Regions from separate parts of the Homo sapiens genome. Here region 1 is linked to region 2. A link is a contact called in ENCODE Hi-C or POLR2A ChIA-PET data. All regions are on one chromosome and are shown on one strand. The core of a region is the stretch at or near the end of the contact, and the rest is flanking DNA. Distances in the headings are between cores, read along the strand shown.

Evidence for each region. Hi-C counts contacts between places; a loop is a spot of excess contacts on that map. ChIA-PET counts read pairs that join two places held with the same protein, here RNA polymerase II (POLR2A). Pooled maps may share reads with other maps.
Region 1: a map with no recorded cell type shows a loop between it and region 2 (2.9-fold over the local background). The contact joins the enhancer-like site here to the promoter of APOL1 in region 2. A Hi-C loop is called at or near these places in 1 of 37 single-sample maps with no recorded cell type and 5 of 50 pooled maps. POLR2A ChIA-PET finds 5 or more read pairs at or near these places in 1 of 52 experiments (CD4-positive, alpha-beta memory T cell).

Annotation. Positions count from the first base shown.
Region 1 is chr22:36,328,200-36,333,738 of GRCh38, reverse strand. The region is part of intron 3 of MYH9 (myosin heavy chain 9); the gene reads left to right. Among named protein-coding and RNA genes, the nearest start is that of MIR6819, 44 kb to the right of the region's middle. RefSeq lists silencers at 809-858, 909-998 and enhancers at 1,419-1,658, 1,879-1,938, 1,979-2,028, 1,572-2,201, 1,503-2,702 and 4 more. Within about 2 kb of position 2,643, at least 41 of the 41 ENCODE cell types and tissues checked have a DNase peak (open chromatin) inside an H3K27ac peak, as active enhancers do.
Region 2 is chr22:36,251,203-36,256,885 of GRCh38, reverse strand. APOL1 (apolipoprotein L1) reads right to left here and starts at 3,753. Exons shown (of 6, transcript NM_003661.4): 1 at 3,667-3,753; 2 at 1,887-1,949. The coding sequence starts at 1,930. RefSeq lists enhancers at 1,392-1,891, 3,641-3,700.

The DNA of each region.
Region 1 (5,539 bases), core at 1,394-3,893, 78 kb before region 2:
AGGAGTTGCTTTCTTTTACATACCTGATTTCTGGAATGAAGTTATCAGTTGAGAACCAAAGTAATTCCCTACAACTAAAGAAAGATAAATGAACTGAAAAGCTGCAGGTATAAAAGTTGGGATTCTGCACGTGGCTTCTGTCAAATTTGTTTAGTCTTGACCAAGGCTGTCAGCCCCGTGTGGACCTTGATCATAAACTCCATAAACTCTTGAGACCCCAGGTTTTCTTTTGGCAAACAGACAGTACTGATGGGGGCTCAGGATGTCATTCCCACCTGGCTTTGGGATTCTTCCTGAAGATCTTGTCTCTTCCACATGAGCTGGTCCACAGATACAACAGGGCACAGGTCTAAGCTGAAAGGAGAGGAAGCGTGAGCCGTGCTCCAGGAGTGAATCCTAGCCTAACAGTCACCGACATGCCTTTCCTTCTACCGACCGCTCCTCCGAGGCAACGTGTTCATGCGCTGTTAACTGTTCACCTCCTACCATTGATGTCCCTGGTGCTCTCAAGCACGTTTGACTCATCAAAAGGAGTTTCACAAAGCTGGTTGCTGTCTTTGCAGGCCTGTTTGTGCTCCAACAGGGAGCTGAGTTTGTCATGAGCAGTGCCTGGCTGTGTCTGCCATGCTCCCTGTGTGTGTCCCAGCTCCTTCCCTCTTATTCCCTGTTGATCCAGCCCTCTGCAGAAGTCAACAGGGGCCCCTCCTGCTTTGTCTTTCCTTTTCGCAAGGGAAATGTTAGGTAGGAGCAAGGCGGAACCGGACTGGGAGTGTCCCGGTGGCATGTGCTGTGGGTGGTCAGCACTCGTATGTGGTTTTGAATTTCCCTCCAGTCTGACAAACCTGTTGGAGCTGCCTTGGCAACAACCCCAGAAGGAGAAGTTTCCCCCTCCTGGCCCCACCCACAGAAACAGCAGTGCTGTTTCTGGCAGATTTGCCTGTGTGCTGGGAACTTACCTGTGTTTTCCTAATGCATTTTGGCCAAGAGAAGGCTTGTTTGGGGCCTCGCTTAGTCTGACATAATGAAAGTTAAGAGCAATACCTTGAGGTTTTTTTTTTTTTTTTTTTTTTTTTTTTTAATTATCCAGAGTGTCTGGAGGGGGAGGGCTACCCATTCTCTGCCTCCTATAAGTGGGGACTTGGGTCTCAGCAGGTTCAAACCAGGTTCCACCTGGGAGATCACAGGGGCTATGGGGCAGAGGCACTGGGCCGAGTCGAACTGGCTTCTGGTGTGGATGCTGCTGAGCAGGCATGTCCCTTGGTCTGGGCCTACCGTGGTGGCCTGGAGGGCACACTCGCCCATGACCACATTGTGTGCCTGGGAGCGACGGAAGGGGCTTCCTCCTTTGCTGGCAGATTGCTAGGCAGGCAGGCTGCCAGGAAGCTCCACCCCACTCGGCACAGATCTGCAGCCTCTGCTAATATGAAGCATCATTTTGCACTTGCTTTTCTTCACCTCTCTGTTTGCCTCCCAAAGACTTGTAACCCAAGCTTGTGAATTGAGCTGGCTGTGGAGAAGCAGAGCTTCTCGTCATGAGAGTGTCGCGGCCCTTTCTTTGCAGCACTGAGGCAGGCCTGCGGGAGGTGCCGAGTGCTGTGCTCATAGGGGTGTTCGATGGAGGGGAGTCCTGGGGTGCGTGAGGTTTCCAGAGACCTGAGTTCTCAGCCCCATTTGTGCAACTCTGATCAAGCCATCCTGGCAACGCAGGGCAGGGCTCACAGTGCCAACACATATAGCAAGCCACCCCCCAGGGGCCACTCTGGAGTTTCCCTGAAAGCAGAAGACTCCCTGGTGGTGGAAAGTTTTGGTCCCATTTGTCTCAGATTATCCCATCAGTCTCACCCAACGTGGGCATGTTGTCCAACCTGAAACTGCCCTTTTTCCTGTTTTTCTTTCTTGGCCCATACCCATTTCTCAAGAAGCCCAGTGGAGCCGAAGATGGGGTCCTGCAGGGACCTCTCCCAGGTGGAGCCCGAGAGAGCTGCTCCATGCTGGAACCTCGGGAGGTGTGATCTTGGGAGCTGGGTGATGAGTCAGTCCCAGCAGTGGCTGCTGGTGAAGCAGGCCCCTTCCTCTGTACTTCCTGTTGGGCTGATGTCACCGCTCTGCGAGCCTCGTGGCCTTTTATGGACAAGAGTGAGCTGCAGCTCCTCTCACAGAGGAAGTGAGGCTTAAGCCCCCAGCAGAAGTCTGCACCTGGGATGAAATACCTGCGGTCAGGTTCCCCTTCCTCCCTCCTGGGCCCAGCCTGCTGAGCTGGCTGGAAACACCTGTCCACAGGTAGATGGCCACATCAGCTCAGATGCCCTCACTGCATGGGCTTGGCCTCAGGACATTTTCGGTTGAAAATGAAATCCAGGGAGAAAATGGCCTGGTTCCTGAATTTGTAACTTTTATGAAAGACTTTCTCGTGGCGGTGCCAGGGAATTGCTCAGTTGGGAGCTCCGAGACAGCAGGCGGGTGAGGACGGCATGTCTGGGCATCTGCCTCACACCGTGTACGACAGGAACACCATTTCCTTCCATCCTCAGAGCAGTCCCTTCATTCCCAGAGAGGTCAAGGGGCCAGGCATTGCGTGGGGAAGAGCGGAACCCAGGGCCACAGCGCTCTCGGCTGTGGCTTCCTCCTTTGCAGAACTGCTCCAGACACATGGACTAGTGGTTGTCAAACTGTGCTCTGAGGAACCCTGTCTCCACCACCCACTGTCCCTTGCTCAGGAATTTGGGAAGATTTTATCTGAGGAAGGACTGCCGCTGCTTTTTGAAAAGTCTGAAAACTACTGCAGAGTGACTCATAACCCCATCTCTACCCCACCCTCACCAAGAGAGGGGCTGGGGCAGTGGGTTCAGGCGCCTACCACGGCTAGACTTTCATCTGGCAGGGGGCTCGTGTCCCAGAAGAGGCTTGTCCCTGGCGGCCTCCTCCCGTTTAGAGGAAGGAAGGGCGTTTTCAAATAAGCCTTCAGTCCTTACAGGCCAAATAAGGACTCGAGCCAAAACAAGCAGATTGGGCCGGACTCTGAATGTGCTCATCCTGTGAGATGACAGTGCGGGGAAGGGTTGATGGGGTGGGCGCCAATGGCAGTCTCCACTAGAATGCATAGGGTGGGGAGGTGGGCTGCAGAGTAAACTGAGTAGGCCAAAGAGCCCACTGGTTGCTAAGAATTCTAACCACCCCACTGCCCAGAAGAGATGCCTCTGAGATCAGGAACAAATCCAGAAGAACCGCTGTGTGGAAAGATGGCAAAACAATGATGATAATACCTGCTTTGTACATTACAATACAATACCTTGTAAGGTTATTGGAGGCCACACAAGATAACAGACCAAAACCCTTCCTGAGCATTGGAAAGACCTTTTCGGTTGCATGGGGCCATGGTACGATTCGTGGTGCATCCGGCCGGTGGATTTAGGATACTAAGCAGTGCGGTAAGAGATGCAATGAGGAGGCCTCCCAGCAGTTTGCCTTTCAGAAAGCATTTGTCCAGATGAATGTTCCTGGCAGAACAAATCCAGATTTCTTTAAGGTATGGTTAGGCTGTGTTGACAGTGGTAAATTGGCTTCAGGAATTGGACGGGGAAGGCTGGAGAAGTGGGAGAGCTAGGGACGCTCGGGTGGATGGAGAGGAGACACTGAATTTGGCTCTGGGGTTTCGGAATTTGAAGTGTGTGTGCCTGTGCATACATCCGTGTGTGTGCATGGCTATGTACATACATGTATGTTCACATTCACCTGTGAATACATGTGCCTTGCGTGCCTGTGTTTGCACTTGTGCTTGTGGATATGCATCTGTGAATGCGTGTGCAGCTGTGTGCCTTGTGTGGATCTATGTATATGGCTTTGCACACGTGTGTGCGCATGTATTTCTGTGCACACGTACCTCTGTACACCTACCTCCATATGTGACTGTGTATGCACAGATGCTTGCGTGTCTATGTGTGTGTCCATGCCCTTGTGCGTGCGTGCGCCTCTGTGTGCATGCCCTCGAGTGTGTTTGGGGGCTCTGCTTCCTGTTGTTCAGCAGCAGAGCCTCTGACTCCTCCTCACACAATTAGAGGAATTCCAGCCATCCTAGGGACAGCCCTGGGAAAACGGTTCCTCTGGAAGGGTTGGGGAATGTTTCCTTTTATGGTAGCATTGGGCCGTTGGCTGCTCACGACTTGCCAGCACTCGCAGGTACATTCTTGCCTGCTAGTAGAGCCGGTGACTAAACATGCCCACAGCTGGGGCAGACCACAGGGAGACGCAGTGGGGGAGGGCAGGGGGCTGGGATGACAAAAATGTTTGTTCCAAACCCTTATCGGTTGCCACACTGTCGTTAGGGGCCAGCAATGAAATTGCTCTGTCTTCCCCAGGCTGTGGTTCCTGCCGCCTCCCTCCCTTCTGTCTTCCCGTCTGTCTAGTCGAGGATGCAGGTCTCTAATCTCTGTCCTCGCTGTGCAGGCTTGAAGGACTCGTGTTTTTTGAGAAAGGCAAGGGGGAGTAAGGCTTGCCTCCCCTAGAGCTTGCCTCCTGAGTAGTTTCCACATCAGAGAGCAGGGTGTGGGGTGTGTTTGTGAATGAGAGTGACCCAGCCCCTCTGCGCCCCCACCCCGTTGATGCTTAGGGGGCTGGGAGGAAGCTGCGGCCCAGGGCAGGGGCAGCTGCCATTGGTGTTGGGTGTGAGGTTTGTTTTTTCTTCTTTCTGTCTGGGCTTCCTTTTCCCTCCTGAATGACCAGTGGGCAGAAGAAGAGATTGGAGGCAGTGCCCAGCCCCACACGCTGCTGAGGTCAGGCATGCTAGAAAGCTCACCTCGGAAGAGGCAGGCAGCCTAGCTGGTCGGTGGCTACTGGTGTTGAACGGTTAAATGTGTCTCCTGAGGCCATGCACGTGGAAAGCCGTGAGTCATTCTCCCAGTGCCTAGTCACGCAGGGCCCTGACCAGGTGGTGCGAGCCACTCAGTGTGTCCTTCACACGTCGCTGAATCCGTGTTTCCACCCAGGGCTGATACTGTACCAACAGCCACGGATGCTCCCACTGCCCTGACAACGCCACTGCCACCCATCGTGGCGACGTCGCGTTGGGGAAGTCGGTATAGACAGCAACCGTTTGTGGAGCTTACTGTCTTTACAGGGACTGCGGCAGGTCCATTTTATGTGTTATTTCTATTTTTCAAACTAATCCTGCAAGGGAGTTAGTAGCAGATCTTACTTTGTGGATGTAGAAACTGAGACTCAGAATTAAATACCTCACTGCAGCTCAAATATTTGTAAGTAGCCTGATCCTGGATTCAGGCCAATTTGACTTCAAGGACGGTGAGGCTATTAGATGGGGCGGGATAAAACGGAAAAAAATGAGTTTATATTTTCAGCTGTTGCTTGAATACCCAGTACTGAACAGCCAGGATGCCTTAGTGTTTCTGGCAAACTTAGCTTTCAGAGTGTGGGCATTACTGCCCCTCCTGTACTGGGGGAGGGTGGGTATTTATAACCTTCCTTGCCGAGCAGTTCATAGAGCTGTTGATAGTTGCTGAAAGTTCCTGACACCCGGCTAGAGAAC
Region 2 (5,683 bases), core at 2,504-5,003:
GTCTCATTCGATGATCACACACAGGCCAGGAGATGGGTACCACTTTCCCATTCAAACACAGAGGAATCCACAAAAGTTAGGGAACTTGCCAGTGTTTTTACAATAGTGCTAGAGCCAGGACTTCTGCTTCAACCCCATGTTTTCAATGACTGTGCTCTACTCCCTTAAATATACAATATTGAGTCATGTATACACGCTCATGGTAAATGACTCCTCATTGCAAATCCTTGTCTCACACTCTGTGCTCAACTCTTCATCTTGGTGAATTCACTGGTGCTGCACTGGACAGCCTGTGTCCCCGTTGCTTCTCTAAGATTCTTTGTCCCACAAAGACCTGGATCTTGCCAGATGCCAGCCCAGCCCCTGCTGTGGCTGCCAAGCCCTCCTGGTGCTGCCCTGTCCCCTCTGCTGTCTTTCCCTAGCTGATGGACCTCAGGGTGTTTCTAATTCCTCATATAAATTATGCTACAAAGAACATCCTTCTTCGCATAAAACTTTGCCCACATTTGAGATTATTTCCTTAAGATATTTGTAGGAGTAGAATGAGCAGGTCAGAGGCTATCAACAACTCAAAAGGCTTTATACCTAGAGCCACACTGCAGGCAAATTGTACCAATTCACACTCAAACTAGCAGTATATGAAGATGCCCTTTCTTTCAGTCTTACTGGCTCTCAGTAGTCTCTTGTTTAAGACAAAAAAAAACCAAAACATATACACAACATATAAATATGAGAACTAAATATACTTGTTATCAACACCAATTAGTACAAAATTTAAAGCACAAAGGTAGCAGTTGGGATGTGAAGCACTGAACGAAGGAGAAGGAGGATTAATATTATCATTTTTTTAAAGAGGGAAGTTAAGAAATACTGGGTACAACTGAGGGTATATGAAAGTTGTAAGTAAATTATTTACAGCTACAAAGTTGCTAATGGAAGACATAAAACTGGTGATAGAATGTTAGGAAAAGGTGGAGAGGAGAGATAGAGGGAGGGTACAAATAAGATGAAAATGACTAATAATGATACTATAAATAATAACAATACCATTTCAGGCCCATCCCAGTTAGGGGCGGCTCCAAGCATTACCATTGTTCTTTTCTCACCGTGTGTCTCTGCGCACTCCCTGGCACACCCACTTCCAGCAGCTGGTCTTTGTTTGCAGACTTTATTTTAACAGCTCAGTGGTTCCCGGGCCCCCTGATGGGGTTCCATCCTCCAGCTCTCATACTAAAGCCCCCTCCTCAAAAGCCACTCGCCTCCCTCTTTCCCTTTCCTGCCTTTGTCTCAGGGTTCAGACACACAGATGTTTGTCTTCTGGGGACTCCATGCAGCAAGGGTAAAAGGGGGACCCAGTCCTGGGCAGCAGTTCACCAGGGGAGTATGCAGAGGGGCGTCTGGGCCCTTCTTGCTGTAAGGGACAAGGGTGACAGGAGAGGGGCATCCCTTCGCCTTCTTCCTGCTTTGTTCACTGTGTGATCCCCTAGGCCAGGGGAGCCATCTCAACACCATCTCATGAGCCATGAGGACACAGGAGGACCAGGAGAGAGCAGAGGAGCAGGAGGGTAGAGAGAGCTGGTGCCTCGGATTCCCCCGACACTTGTGAGGAGCTGCACCCTGGATCCCATCCTCCTTGGTCATTGTTGGCCTGGCTCAGACCCTGACCTGGAGCCTCTGCTGAATATTGAGGCCGGATATTGACCGTTAGCCTCAACTAGGATACAGCGGGTCCTCCCTGGGCGAGTCTGCCGGTTGGTCAATTCCGGGAAGTGACTTTGGTTCCTAGAAGAAGCCCAGATGGCCCTGGCCCAGCCCAAGCCCAGTCCAATTGTGCAGCCCAGACAGGGAGCCCTCCCTCCCGCCTCAGGGCTCTGAGCCAAGCTCACCAGATGCAGAGGACAGAGACTCTCAGCAAAGCAGCTCCCTCCATGTCGCTGCAGGGCCTCCTCCTTGAGCAGGAAAAGAGGGGTTGAGACAGTGTGCTCCTCCTGAGAAATCACCATTTTCATTTCATTTTTTTTTTGAAATGGAGTCTCGCTCTATCACCCAGGCTGGAGTGCAGTGGGGCGATCTAGGCTCGCTACAAGCTCTGCCTCCCGGGTTCACGCCATTCTCCTGCCTCAGCCTCCCGAGTAGCTGGGACTACAGGTGCCCGCCACGACACCCGGCTAATTTTTTTGTATTTTTAGTAGAGACAGGGTTTCACCATGTTAGCCAGGATGGTCTCGATATCCTGACCTCGTGACCACCTGTCTTGGCCTCCCAAAGTGCTGGGATTACAGGCGTGAGCCACCGCGCCCGGCCTTTCGTTTAGTTTTTAATAAACAGTTTTGCTCTGTCACCCAGGCTGCAGGGCTTTGACACCATCCTAGCTCATTGCAGCCTAGATCTGTTGGGCTCAAGTGATCCGCCTCCTTCAACCTTCTGAGTAGCTGGGACTACAGGTACACACTACCATGCTGGGCTAATTTGTTAATTTTTGATTTCATAGAGACAGCATCTCCTGTGTTTCCCAGGCTGTCTTGAACTCCTGGCCTCAAGTCATCCTCCCGCCTCTGCCTCCCACAGCACTGGGGTTACAGGCTTCATCATCTCTTTTTGGTGAAGAACAAATAAGACCATGACTCAGATTTCACAGAAATTACCCCCCTGATTTCATGGACTTTTGGCAGCTCTATCAGGTTTTTTACAGGGGAAAATACTCAGGCTGGGAGGGGAGGTGAATTTCCCAGAGTCACACAGCTCTTGGAGGGCAGAGGGGAGGCCAACATCTGCCCTTGTGACTCTAATATTGAAGCAAAAATGTTTGATTTTAATAATCCAAAAGTTTCCAGGTTTGATTCTCCTTCTATGAACACAGAGATCTAAGCTCTCACTCCTGTAGTTATACTCACAATTCCACAGTGTGGCTTTTGAATCTCATGATTGCAAAGCTGGCATCATGCCACAGGCACCATTCTGCAACGCACCCTTCTCACTCCCCTGTCTCAGCCACGTTTCCCATTAGGGACACAGCACAGCCTGTTTCTTCTCCATCACCCCAGAAGTCTGAACAGAGGGACAGAGGTGAGGGCCAGAGACGTGGAGTCCTATGATCTACCTGCTCAGCCTCCTGACACGGGACCCTGGGCAAGTCATTCCGCTCCCAGGGCCTCAGTTTCCCCACAGGGCCTGGCACAAGTTGGTGCTCAGACTCAGGGTGGGTGAGATGACCTCTGAACTCCTTGTACCTGAAAAAAAATTCTGTTGCCCCCATTGGGCCTCAGCAGCAGCACCCTGGGGCCAGCCTTGGTGTGGCCTGGCCATAAGAACAGGCTGGGATCTGGGTCACCTCCTCTCCTCCACCTTCTTTGGTTCCTTCAAATTTCCCAAAGAGATGGGCACCCCCAACACAAACCTTCCTTCTGGGTTCACTCAGTCGTGTCTCAGCAGTCAAAACCAGGGCTGAGCCCAGGGAGCTTTGTGAACCCATCTGAGCTGTTTCCCCAACCCTCTATAGTTTAAGAGCCCAGCAGGAGAGGGGAAGCAATCAGACTCAAGCCTGGGTGCAAATCCAGGCTTTGCCGCTACTTTCCTGTCTATCTGAACCAGTCACCTAACCTCTCCCAGCTTATCTACAAAAGCTGTGAGAATAAGATGGAGGCAGGTCAACTGTCCCCAACTTACCAAGGAATCTTCCCCTGGCAGAGACTGAGCAAGATCCAGCTGTTCTGAGCTGTGTGGATCCCACCTCCAGTTATGCGTCTGTATAATAACCAGACAGGTCCTCCAGTCCCCAAGATATACCGAGGAATTCGAAAGGGAAAGTGAAAGTCACAACTTCCCAGCAGCTCATGACCAAGCACAGCAAACACGCTCCCCTCCACCTTCAGTCCAGCCCCACCCTCCTTGCTGCTGCCCTTAGAGGAGCAGCCTGAGACCAGACATCCAGATCCCTCTCATCCAACCCACCTGCCTCGCATCCTCAGGGCTGGGGGTCTGCTGTGGTCTCAAGGAGAAAGACCTGCCACTGACATACTATGGGACCCTGCAGATTACTCCCCATCCTCCCGTGCATCCACATTCCCCTGATGCCTGCCTTACTCCTGCCCGTGCCATCGGCATAAGCACAGTCTCCCACACATGCCTTGTGGATGCTTATTGTATATTTATTGTAATGCCGTTGGGGTTATTTTGGTTATGTTTTTGAGACAGGGTCTCAGTCTGTCACCAAGACTGAATTGCAGTGCCACAGTCATCGCGCACAGCAGCTTCAAACCCCTGGGCTTAAGCCATCCCCCCACCTCAGCCTCCTGAGTAGCTGGTTCTACAGGTATCAGCCAACCACCCAGCTAATTTTTAAAAAAATTATATTAGAGATGGTGCCTCACTATATTGACTGGGCTACTCTTGAACTCCAGGCCTCAAGTGATCCTCCCACCTTGGCATGAGCCACCGCACCAGGCCTGCTCTTGTTGAAGGCCATGCCTTGTGGCTTCTAGATATTTGCTTATATGGGGTCTTCTGCCGGGAGCACCTGCTTCCACCGCCTGGAAAAATCATGCTCATCGTTCAGTGACAAAATCAGGCATTGCCTCCTTTCAGAGATCCCCCAGCATCCTCCCCAGCAGAGGCCACTGCCCCGTGTTCCACTCCCGAGGCACACAGGGTGGAGGGACTAGAGACCACTGCTCAGCCACACTTCCATGACTAGGAAGTCATGCAACCAGATTGCTATTGGACTTTTGTGCTTTGCCCCAGGCAGAAGGGCCTCAAAGGCAGCTAAACCACAGAAGCCAACCTGACCCTTCCATGGGGGCCTATTTCATCCTGAGCAAACATCTCTGGGGGCATCGTGTCCACCTCACCCCACCCATACACACACACACACCAGCTTATGAGGCAGGAAGAGAATGGTGATTACACAGGGACTGCACAATACACTTTGCAATACATTCCATTTGCAAATGCTTCTCCATTTGATTGAGTTTTATAATCATCCCCTCAATGGGCCAGGATTATGATCTGATTTTGCAGATGAGGAAACTGAGGCAAGAAGAGAGGACGTTGCTTTCATCCAGCAACTCAGGGAGGAGGCAAGACTTGTAAACCAAAGAGGGTCTGGGACACGTCTCAGTCAGTTTAGATGTTTACTCTGCCAAGGTTGAGGATGCACCCAGGAAAAAGTCACACAAGTCACAGGAGGTTCTGGGGTCCACTCGTTTTTCACAGAGGGTTTTGAGGCCTCCAGTATTTAAATGTGTAAAATCAGGCAGGAGTGGAAGGAGGAAAGGAAAAAAGACAGGATAGGTAATGAGGTGAGTGGTCACATTCTTGTGAAGCTTTGATTAGCCCTCCTTGAATCCACAGGTTGTCTATGAAAGGAGGGGGTAGAGGAACAGTCAATTATTCATTCGTCTCATGCACAGTTCGTCTACATTTTATATAAGATAAAAATGAACATAGAGTAGAGGAAGCAGGCATATGTGCATTTTTCTGAGGGTGGGCAGAAGTCTTGTTATTTATCATGTACCAGTAAAGATAAGTTGCTAATTTGCATTGTCACAATGAAATTACACAAAGTCTGCCTCAGGGTAAAAACTGCTGGGACCCACAAGGAGTTTCCTTGTGAGCAATTTGTGAAGGAGGCTACCTGGGGAACATGTTGCCTTTTGTCTTCGCAAATATCTGCTTAGAAGCAAAA